3 separate regions of the Homo sapiens genome follow, and regions 1 and 3 are each linked to region 2. The links are chromatin contacts, found by Hi-C or POLR2A ChIA-PET in ENCODE. All regions are on one chromosome and are shown on one strand. The core of a region is the stretch at or near the end of the contact, and the rest is flanking DNA. Distances in the headings are between cores, read along the strand shown.

The links. Hi-C counts contacts between places; a loop is a spot of excess contacts on that map. ChIA-PET counts read pairs that join two places held with the same protein, here RNA polymerase II (POLR2A). Pooled maps may share reads with other maps.
Region 1: a map of PC-9 shows a loop between it and region 2 (5-fold over the local background). The contact joins two enhancer-like sites. A Hi-C loop is called at or near these places in 23 of 168 maps with a recorded cell type or tissue (Caco-2, HepG2, PC-9 and 13 more), 2 of 37 single-sample maps with no recorded cell type and 20 of 50 pooled maps. POLR2A ChIA-PET finds 5 or more read pairs at or near these places in 9 of 52 experiments (A673, AG04450, H1 and 6 more).
Region 3: a map of PC-9 shows a loop between it and region 2 (7-fold over the local background). The contact joins two enhancer-like sites. A Hi-C loop is called at or near these places in 9 of 168 maps with a recorded cell type or tissue (Caco-2, HepG2, PC-9 and 6 more), 4 of 37 single-sample maps with no recorded cell type and 15 of 50 pooled maps. POLR2A ChIA-PET finds 5 or more read pairs at or near these places in 14 of 52 experiments (A549, AG04450, BJ and 11 more).

The regions. Positions count from the first base shown.
Region 1 is chr2:222,707,516-222,710,762 of GRCh38, reverse strand. It overlaps MOGAT1 (monoacylglycerol O-acyltransferase 1), which reads right to left. Exons shown (of 6, transcript NM_058165.3): 6 at 833-1,027. The coding sequence ends at 873. Among named protein-coding and RNA genes, the nearest start is that of MOGAT1, 37 kb to the right of the region's middle. RefSeq lists enhancers at 939-1,233, 1,180-1,369, 1,179-1,473. Within about 2 kb of position 1,347, at least 21 of the 41 ENCODE cell types and tissues checked have a DNase peak (open chromatin) inside an H3K27ac peak, as active enhancers do.
Region 2 is chr2:222,754,958-222,757,845 of GRCh38, reverse strand. All of the region lies in intron 2 of LOC105373903 (a long non-coding RNA gene), which reads right to left. Among named protein-coding and RNA genes, the nearest start is that of MOGAT1, 85 kb to the right of the region's middle. Within about 2 kb of position 1,250, at least 2 of the 41 ENCODE cell types and tissues checked have a DNase peak (open chromatin) inside an H3K27ac peak, as active enhancers do; they include PC-9 and mammary epithelial cell, where a contact is called at or near this core.
Region 3 is chr2:222,788,117-222,790,986 of GRCh38, reverse strand. No RefSeq gene overlaps it. Among named protein-coding and RNA genes, the nearest start is that of ACSL3, 71 kb to the left of the region's middle. Within about 2 kb of position 1,371, at least 7 of the 41 ENCODE cell types and tissues checked have a DNase peak (open chromatin) inside an H3K27ac peak, as active enhancers do; they include PC-9 and mammary epithelial cell, where a contact is called at or near this core.

The DNA.
Region 1 (3,247 bases), core at 98-2,597, 47 kb after region 2:
CAAACTATCTAAGTATTAAAAGTATCTTTATTCACTAACAAATGTCCTGTTCAAGCAGAAAAAAATATTTCCTCTAGCTGTATATGGCGAACTATTTTACACAGTGTCTCCCAAATGGGCTGGCTGTGAACAACAGTTGTCACATTTTGTGAAAACACCACCTTAAGTTATTGTGATGTTTAGTAAGAGGGTCTAATTATTATTATTATTATTATTATTATTATTATTATTTTAAGACAGAGTCTCACTCTGTCTCCCAGGTTGGAGTGCAATGGTGCGATCTCAGCTCATCGCAACCTCCACCTCCCAGGTTCAAGCGATTCTCCTTCCTCAGCCTCCCTTGTAGCCGGGATTACAGGTGCCCACCACAATGCCCAGCTAATTTTTGTATTTTTAGTAGAGTCGGGGTTTCACCATGTTGGCCAGGCTGGTCTCAAACTCCTGACCTCAAGTGACCTACCTGTCTCGGCCTCCCAAAATGCTGGGATTACAGGCGTGAGCCACTGTGCCCGGCCGGGTGTAATTACTTTTTGAAGCTTTCTTTTGTTTTTCAGAGCACATGAATAATTCTAAACTTGTTCATAACCTGTAAAATGATTTTGCCTTCATAGGCAAGGAAAATTATTAGATGTCTTATAGTCATCTCCAACCTTATCCTACAGTCATCTGTGTTTTTATTTACCACAGATACACCAACATTCATCGCCATAAATAATACTTTTCTGTTGCAAATTTGATGCCACAGGCAAAAGAAAAAAAATAAACGTCTTTAAAATATTTATTCTCACAATAGGATGGTCTCTTATCCTTCTTTATGCCTTATTACAGCCAAGTCATTTATTTTTATTTTTTAATTTTTTTTTATAGTCAAGTCATTTTAAAACAAGAGTCTCGTGCTCTGGAATGCCATACTTTCCTTTGTGTTCCTCAAACAATTTCCTAAGTTCCTCCATATAGGTCTGATGTAACTCCTCAATCTGCTCCTGGGTCGGGTTCAGAGTCTGACGAACAGGGATCGGGCGGCCAACTGCAAATCAGGGAATACATCATACGTGAGGAACTAAAACCACTCCACCACAGACCGCCGCCCCTAATGCACAGCTGTGAACACAACTGCCAATCAGAATCCCTCCAGCCTGCTCACTCCAATCCTTGTTTCCTTTCACTGGCTGCCTGCAGTGGTCACACCACTCCATCTGATAACAAATAAAGAACTTTCCTCCTCAGCAGACACTGGATTGTCGGGACCCTGGTGGTTTTGACTTTGAGTCAAATGAGCTACTGTGCTGACTGCAGCTGGGAGGTGAGTGGACATAGCTGTGTGTCCACGTCACCAGCTTCCTCCCTCTGGAACAGTTGACAGCCAGACCATAGTGCCCTGATTATTACTGACTGTGAATCCTCACGTCACGTGGCAGTCCTCTAGTCTGACTCTTCTTTTTGAGACAGAGTCTTACTCTGTCACCCAGGCTGGAGTGCAGTGGCACAGTCTCAGCTCACTGCGAACTCCGCCTCCCGAGTTCAAGCGATTCTCTTGCCTTAACCTCCCACTGAGTAGCTGGGATTACAGGCTCCCACCACCATGCCCGGCTAATTTTTTTTTTGTATTTTCAGTAGAGACGGGGTTTTGCCATGTTGGCCAGGCTGGTCTTGAACTCCTGACCTCAAGCTGGAATTACAAGGGTGAGCGACTGGCCAGGCCCAGTCTGCCTCTTTTGAGTGTCTTTCTAAACAATTAAAAAATACATATCTTCACAGCTAAGTATCTGTATTAGAGAAATACACATAAATGACGTGGATTCCATTGTTTGTAATAGCGGGTAACTGAAAAACAGCTAACGTCTCAATAGAAAAACTGTTAAATAAACCATGTAATAGTCATTCAATAGAATCCTAGGCAGAAATTTTTAAACAATGAAATAATATAAATATGTGTACACATACACAAATACACACAGATGTCTAAAATGTATTAAGTGGAAAAATAATTTGTAAAATAATACAGTATGATCCATTTTTGGAAAAAATGTTTATATTCCTAGAAGTATTATACGTTTTTAGTGCATGGAAAAAAGTCCGGAAAGAGAGAGAAACATAAAAGTTCCTTTTTGGTAAGGACGTAGGGATGGGGAAATTTCACTCTAACTGTGTTATATAAATTTTCTACAAATGAGAATGCATTTGTGTTTTTCCAAATACACTAATTAAAAACAAATCTGGCAACCTCTATACATATTTTAAAAGGTGTTTATATAACATCTCACTTGTCTCTGATTTTTAGAAAATACAAAAATTCCCATGGCTTTGGCTCTTGCACTCGCTGCGCCACCTGCTGGTCGGATGCTGCTACTGATGCCAAGGGTTGAAAATGTACAGGATGGCCGGGCGCAGTGTCTCACGCCTGTAATCCCAACACTTTGGGAGGCTGAGGCGGGTGGATCACCTGAGGTCAGGAGTTCGATACTAGCCTGACCAGCATGGCGAAACACCGTCTCTACTAAAAATACAAAAATTAGCCGGACGTGGTGGCGGGCACCTGTAATCCCAGCTACCCGGGAGGCTGAGGCAGGACAACCTCTAGAACCCAGGAGGCAGAGGTTGCAGTAAGACCGGATTGCGCCACTGCACTTTAGCCTGGGGGACAGAGCAAGACTCCGTCTCAAAACAAACAAGCAAACAAACAACAACAAAAAAAAGAAAATGTACAGGAAGTTCAATGAGGCAGCAAACTGCTGCCTCTGACCTCATTAGCTTGGGCATGAGGTCAGGTGGGCTCTAGGTAATGAATGGGACCCACAGTAGAGCGACCTTTGTCCTATCCTGAGTCATCCCATGTCACATACGAGGTTCTGATTCATGTCAGTAAGAGTAGGTGGTTAGCTAAGCAAAATATGAACAAATGTTAAGTCACAGAGAAGGAAGTGATAAATGACATCAGTATGGGAGCTGAGGGGGCACAGAGGACACACACACATACACACATCCTTACTGCAACATTAATATTCTCAAATTGCTAAGAATTTAACCACACATAGCCTTGAAAAGCTCATGTGGTTTTCTTTGATAGCTTGGATGTCACATTTATACATAGTAGACATAAGTCCTGTTTAACTCAACACAAAGAACTGGAAACAACCATCTCACTGTCAATTGTGGCTGGAAATATGGACTAGCAGAGGCCAATGTAGTGATGAGGTGGAACTGGGAGCGGGAGTTGCACAAAAAGCACAAGGCTGGGCTGGGTCTA
Region 2 (2,888 bases), core at 1-2,500:
ACCATCCTGGCTAACACGGTGAAACCCCGTCTCTACTAAAAATACAAAAAAATTAGCTGGGTATGGTGGCGGGCACTTGTGGTCCCAGCTACTCGGGAGGCTGAGGCAAGAGAATGGCATGAACCCAGGAGGCGGAGCTTGTAGTGAGCCGAGATGGCGCCGCTGCACTCCAGCCTGGGCGACAGAGTGAGACTCTGCCTCAAAAAAAGAAAAAATACATATATATATATGGGATTAAAATATATATGCCATAGCAATTGCTGAACTGCCACCCTCTAGAATGGCTTCACCAAGGAGCATATCTTATTCTCTAATTCAATTGCGGAAGCAAATTCAACATTCAATAAACATTGACTACAGCTGTCTTCCAGCCGGGCCCTGTGCTATGCATCAGGGATTAAAATGCAAACCAAAAAGCATGCATGAGAAAAATTCATGAATCCCTACACTCATAGATCTCACAGTCCTGCAGGAGACTTTCAGCTTGTAATCAGCACCAAAATCAAGGTGGATGTACAGTCCTATAGAAACGAAGATATGAGAGAAGACATTCCATCTACCTGAGATTAGTCAGGAAAATACGTTGAAAAAGACGCTTAGAGTGAAGGCATGGAGGACTTTCCAGTAGCTTGCTAAGGGATGGAGGTGGGGGCAGACATTCCAAGGAGGAGTAGTCATATGAAGAGAGGCACATCTGCAGGACAGGGTGTGACTTTATGGATGACTATGCCCCAGGACAGTACTGATAGGAAATACTAAAATATGCCAGTGGTTACCCCTTGGCTCTGGGATTAGTGGTGAATCAATTTCAGCTTCATCATTCCCTGTCTTTTCCAAAATTTAAACAAATAGACTTAAGTTATTAAGGAAAATTATTGCAGTTGTTCTTTTGGTTTTGTGTGTGAATGGAGCATTTGGGAATATGGCTAGGAAGTAAAGAGGTCAAGATGCTGAGGGTGAGAAATGATTCTGAAATAGAGACTCTGGTTAGGGCAGCCTCAGAGTTCCCTGAGTTGAGGAGACTGGCCTCTGTCTGAGAACAATGGTTCTTAACGCTGGCTTAGGTGCTTGAAAATACAAATGCCCAGGCCTCACCCAGCCCAATGAACAGAGACTCTGGAGTGGGATTCAGTCCTGGTAATTCCCCCAGGGTAGGCTCTTAAGCAAAGGGCAGGTACGGACAGACATGGACACCCAGGAATGTGTGTGCAATAGTGAGAGATGCTGGAGGCTGAAAGGGGAGGAATGAGGCCAGGAGGGAAAGGGGCAGTGCTCAGAAGAGCAGCAGCCAGTGACATTTTGGGGCTATAAGAGGTAGAAATATGCCAGATGAAGGAGAGGGGAAAGGACATTCCAGGCAGAGAAAACACTGCACAAAGGCATGGAGGTTTACAGGAAGCAGGAAGCAATGTTTTGACCAGAGCAAGGTGCAGAGAGGACAGGAGGAGACGAGTAGGGTGAGGTTGATGACAGTGGGTTTAGTTTATTTTTAAAAAAATCTTTGCAGCTGGGTGTGATGGCTCATGCCTTTAGTCCCAGCTACTCAGAAGGCTAAGGCAGAAGAATTTCACTTGAGCCCAGGAGTTCAAGTCTGCAGTGAGCTATGATCACACCACTGCACTCCAGCCTGGGAGACAGAGTGAGACCTCATCTCAAAAAAAAAAAAAAAAAAAAAAAAAGAAGAAAGAAAGAAAAAAATCTTTGCTATTAAATCCTTAGCTTCTCAAGATAGATTTTCTTTTTTGCCACTCATCAGTTATGTGCATGGCTATTGAGTTATTACTGATTTTCAAATTATTTCATCTTTCAAGTTTCAGTTTTATGGATACTGCAGTTAGTTCTCATTGGCCAATGCTTATAGTCTATAATTTGCTTAATAGAGATAGGCTGTCACTCTGTTGCCCAGGCTGGAGTGCAATGGAGCGATCTTGGCTTACTGCAGCCTGGAACTACTGGCTCAAGTCATCCTCCCGCGTCAGCCTCTCAAGTAGTCAGGACTACAGGTGTGTGCCACCACACCTAGCTGATTTTTAATTTTTTTGTAGAGACAGGGTCTTGCTATGTTGCCCAGGCTGGTCTCAAATTCTTGGCCTCAAGTGATCCTCCCACTTTGGCCTCCCAAAGTGCTGGGATTACAGACTTGAGCCACTGGGTTTTGCCCATAATGTTAGTATTTAAAACAACAGAGTCTATTGGTCTAGAGCAGGGGTTTTCAGCCTCAGTATGGCCGGCTTTTTATGCTGCGTAATTCTTTTATGGTGGGGGACTGTCTTGTGTATTGCAGGATATTGAGCAGCATCACTGGCCTCTACCTACTAGATGCCAGTAACATCTACCCTCCACCCTCTTTCATGCCCATTCCCAGTTGTGATGATCAAAGGTCTCCAGTCAAGTGTCACTTGGGGACAAAATCGTGCCCCATCTTCAACTGAGAACTACTTGTCCAGAGATCTAGAGTCTAAATCTAGACTGATTCTTCTCAAATGTGCGTGCATATGAATTCCCTTGGGGATCTTGTTAAAGCGCATGTTCTGGCTCAGTAGGCCAGGAGCGTGGTCTCAGAAATTTTGTCTGTGTAAAAGGCTTCAAGGTGATGCTGATGCTGCTGCTCTAGGAAGAACACTTTTGAGTAACCAGGCTCTAAACCCCACATATATTCACCCCATTGAATGGGATGGGGGTCATGTTTATTGTAGCTTTCCATTAATACATTTGAGAATTGGCTGTGGCCTCTGAGTATTCCTAGGGTCCCTTTATGCCATTTTATAGAATTCATGAATATGAGGGCCCACAAATACACTGAAGGCCATCATTGTGTAGCCTGCAGCCCTGGTTAATTTATGTATGTAATATTATTCACCTGGAAAGCTTTCTTTAATTGCCACATT
Region 3 (2,870 bases), core at 122-2,621, 33 kb before region 2:
GCTCACTGCAGCCTCCGCCTCCTGAGTTCAAGTGATTCTCCTACCTCAGCCTCCCGAGTAGTTGCGATTACAGACTTGCACCACCACACCAGGCTAATTTCTGTATTTTTAGTAGAGACGGGGTTTCACCATGTTGACCAGGCTAGTCTCAAACTCCTGACCTCAGGTGATCCTTCCTCCTCGGCCTCCCAAAGTGCTGGGATTACAGGCAGGAGCCACCGCACCTGGCCTAAATATAGTCACCTTCTGAGGTAGCTTGGCATATGAATTTTTCAGAGGACACAGCTTGGGCCACAGCAGGGGAAACAGCTAAGACTCAGACCAGTTTATTCCAATTCTATTATTTAAACAGTTCCTGTAGACAAATGCTGGGTCCCTCAAGGTCTCTTCCTCTTCTCCTTCTGCCTGCTCCTCTCCAACATGGCCTCTGGGGTTACTGGGGTGTATGTGGTTTATACCAGGGGTCCCCAACCCCTGGGCCTTGGACAAGACTGGTCCATGGCCTGTTAGGAACTGGGCTGCACAGCAGAAGGTGAACGATGGGCAAGTGAGCATTACCTTCTGAGCTCTGCTCCTGTCAGATCGGTGCCAGCACTAGATTCTCATAGGAGGCCAACACTATTGTGAACTGTGCACATCAGGGATCTAGGTTGTGTGCTCCTTATGAGAGTCTAATGCCTGATGAACTGGAGCAAGTTTCATCCTGAAGCCATTCCCCTGCCACCGTCTGTGGAAAAATTGTTTTCCATGAAACCAGTCCCTGTTGCCTAAAAGCTGGGGGACCGCTGGTTTACAGGACCGTGGGTTGAATGATGACCCATGCTTGTCTGCTGGATCCACACTGATCTCCACAGAGGGACTGGTCTCCTTCCTGGTCTGCTTGAGAGCTGAGATGTTCCTGATCCCATGGCTTTGAGGAAGATCCGCTGGTTCCTCTAGCTGGCACCTGTGGTGCTGGTATCCCTGGTCTTGGGATCCCCATCTGCTGACCCAGGCCCCTGCTGGTCCACTGCACACTCAGAACGGCCACGACCTCCCTTCCAAGCATACGAGGAGGTCTCATTCCTGTGTGTGCCAGGTTTTGGGGAAAAGGACCACTGCTTCAGGCTTACCTAGCCCCTGGCTTCTCACGGCACCTGCCCACCATCATCTCATGCCGAGTTACACAGTCCCAACTTACAGACCTGCAGCTTCAGTTCTCCTGGGGGCCTGAGATGCTCTGGTTCCCCCAGATCTAGCTGAGTCCTTCTCTCTCTCTTTCTCCTGTCACTCATCACACACATACACACACACACACACACACACACACACACACACACGCATGCACACACAGTGGCCCTCAGGCAGAAGCAGGTAGAAATCTTTGTTTGAACTTCTCTGCTTTCCCTTTTGCTCTCTTCTTCTACTTGCCAGATGTGGGTTTCACTTTCCCTTCATCATATCCTCCTAGCCATAAAAAGTGGAAAACAATGACATATTGGTTTTTAAAAGTTTTAAAAGTGAAAGGACTTCTTTTTTATTTTTAAGAAAGAAACTCCATTGTCCAGGCTTAGTTCTTGATACATAACTTTAATAACTAAGTTAGTAATCCTTGCTCTCACTCCTACACCCTCTCTCGAGTCTGACAGTCAAGCCTATGGTGTTGTTGCATTTGATGCAGTTTTTTTAATTTGAGTCAAATCTGAGAAGTAACTGAGTTGCTCTACTGAATATTTGCCTTTTACCTAAAGTCCTGAAATGTCTTGTTTCAGTGGGTGAGAAGCCCACGGGAAATAAAGTTTCTAGGAGATGAATTCATACTTCACAAGAGTATCTTCCTTACATTCATTTGTGAAGTCCATGTGTATATCCCAACTGGAACAGGATTCTGAGCTCTGACTGGTGCTTTTGCAATTGCATCCCTGCTTTAAAATGCTCCAGTGATGCGGCCTTTGACGGGTTACTTAAACTTTTGAAGCCTAATCTTCATCTGTAACATAGGGAAAATAATACCATACCAATAAAATTATTGCGACGATTACATAAAATAATGCTTGCAAGTCCCAGATACCTTGTCAGCATTCTATAAATATGAATAATTATTATGGAAAACAGCTACTCCACTGAACATGGTGGCTCACGCCTGTAATCCCAACTCTTTGGGAGGCCAAGGCTGGAGGATCACTTGAGCCCGTTGAGCCCAGGGGTTCGAGATCTCACCATGTTGCCTGGGAAACATAAGGAGATCCTGTCTCTACACATTTTGTTTTTTTACGAATTAGCCAGGCATGTGGTTCTTGCCCGTGGTCCCAGCTACTTGGGAGGCTGAGGGTGATATGGGAGGATCTCTTGAGCCCAGGTGATCAAAGCTGCAGTGAGCTGTGATTGTGCCATTGCACTCCAGCCTGGGTAATAGAGTGAGACCCTGTCTCAAAAAAAAAAAAAAAAAAAAAACAAAGAAAAGAAAAGAAAAAAAAAATCCCAGCTACTCAAAGCTCTTGCTTCTTAGGAGAGTTTAGAAGATGCAGCTGCGATTGGTAGCGCCTTGAAACAACTGTTCTGGCTCTCTTCCAGCAGCTTCCTAGAGGCTCAGGAATTGGAATTCTTGGTCACCCAAGCAGAGTTCGCCTCTGTTTACTGAGGTCCCCATGTGAATAAATGGAACAAAGTAATCTAGTCAAGGAACATGAGGGAGTGCCACACTATGAAGCCTGAGGCTAAATAACTGGGATGTGATCCTGTGGGGAAAGAATGTGACGCTGGATGGTGGGAAGTCAGGGGGGTTTCACGTCAGACATCAGGCACCTGATTGAGGCCGAAGGTTAGTGACAGCATGGGTTAGAATCTCCTGCCCACGGCCGGGCGCAGTGGCCCACGCCTGTAATTCCAGC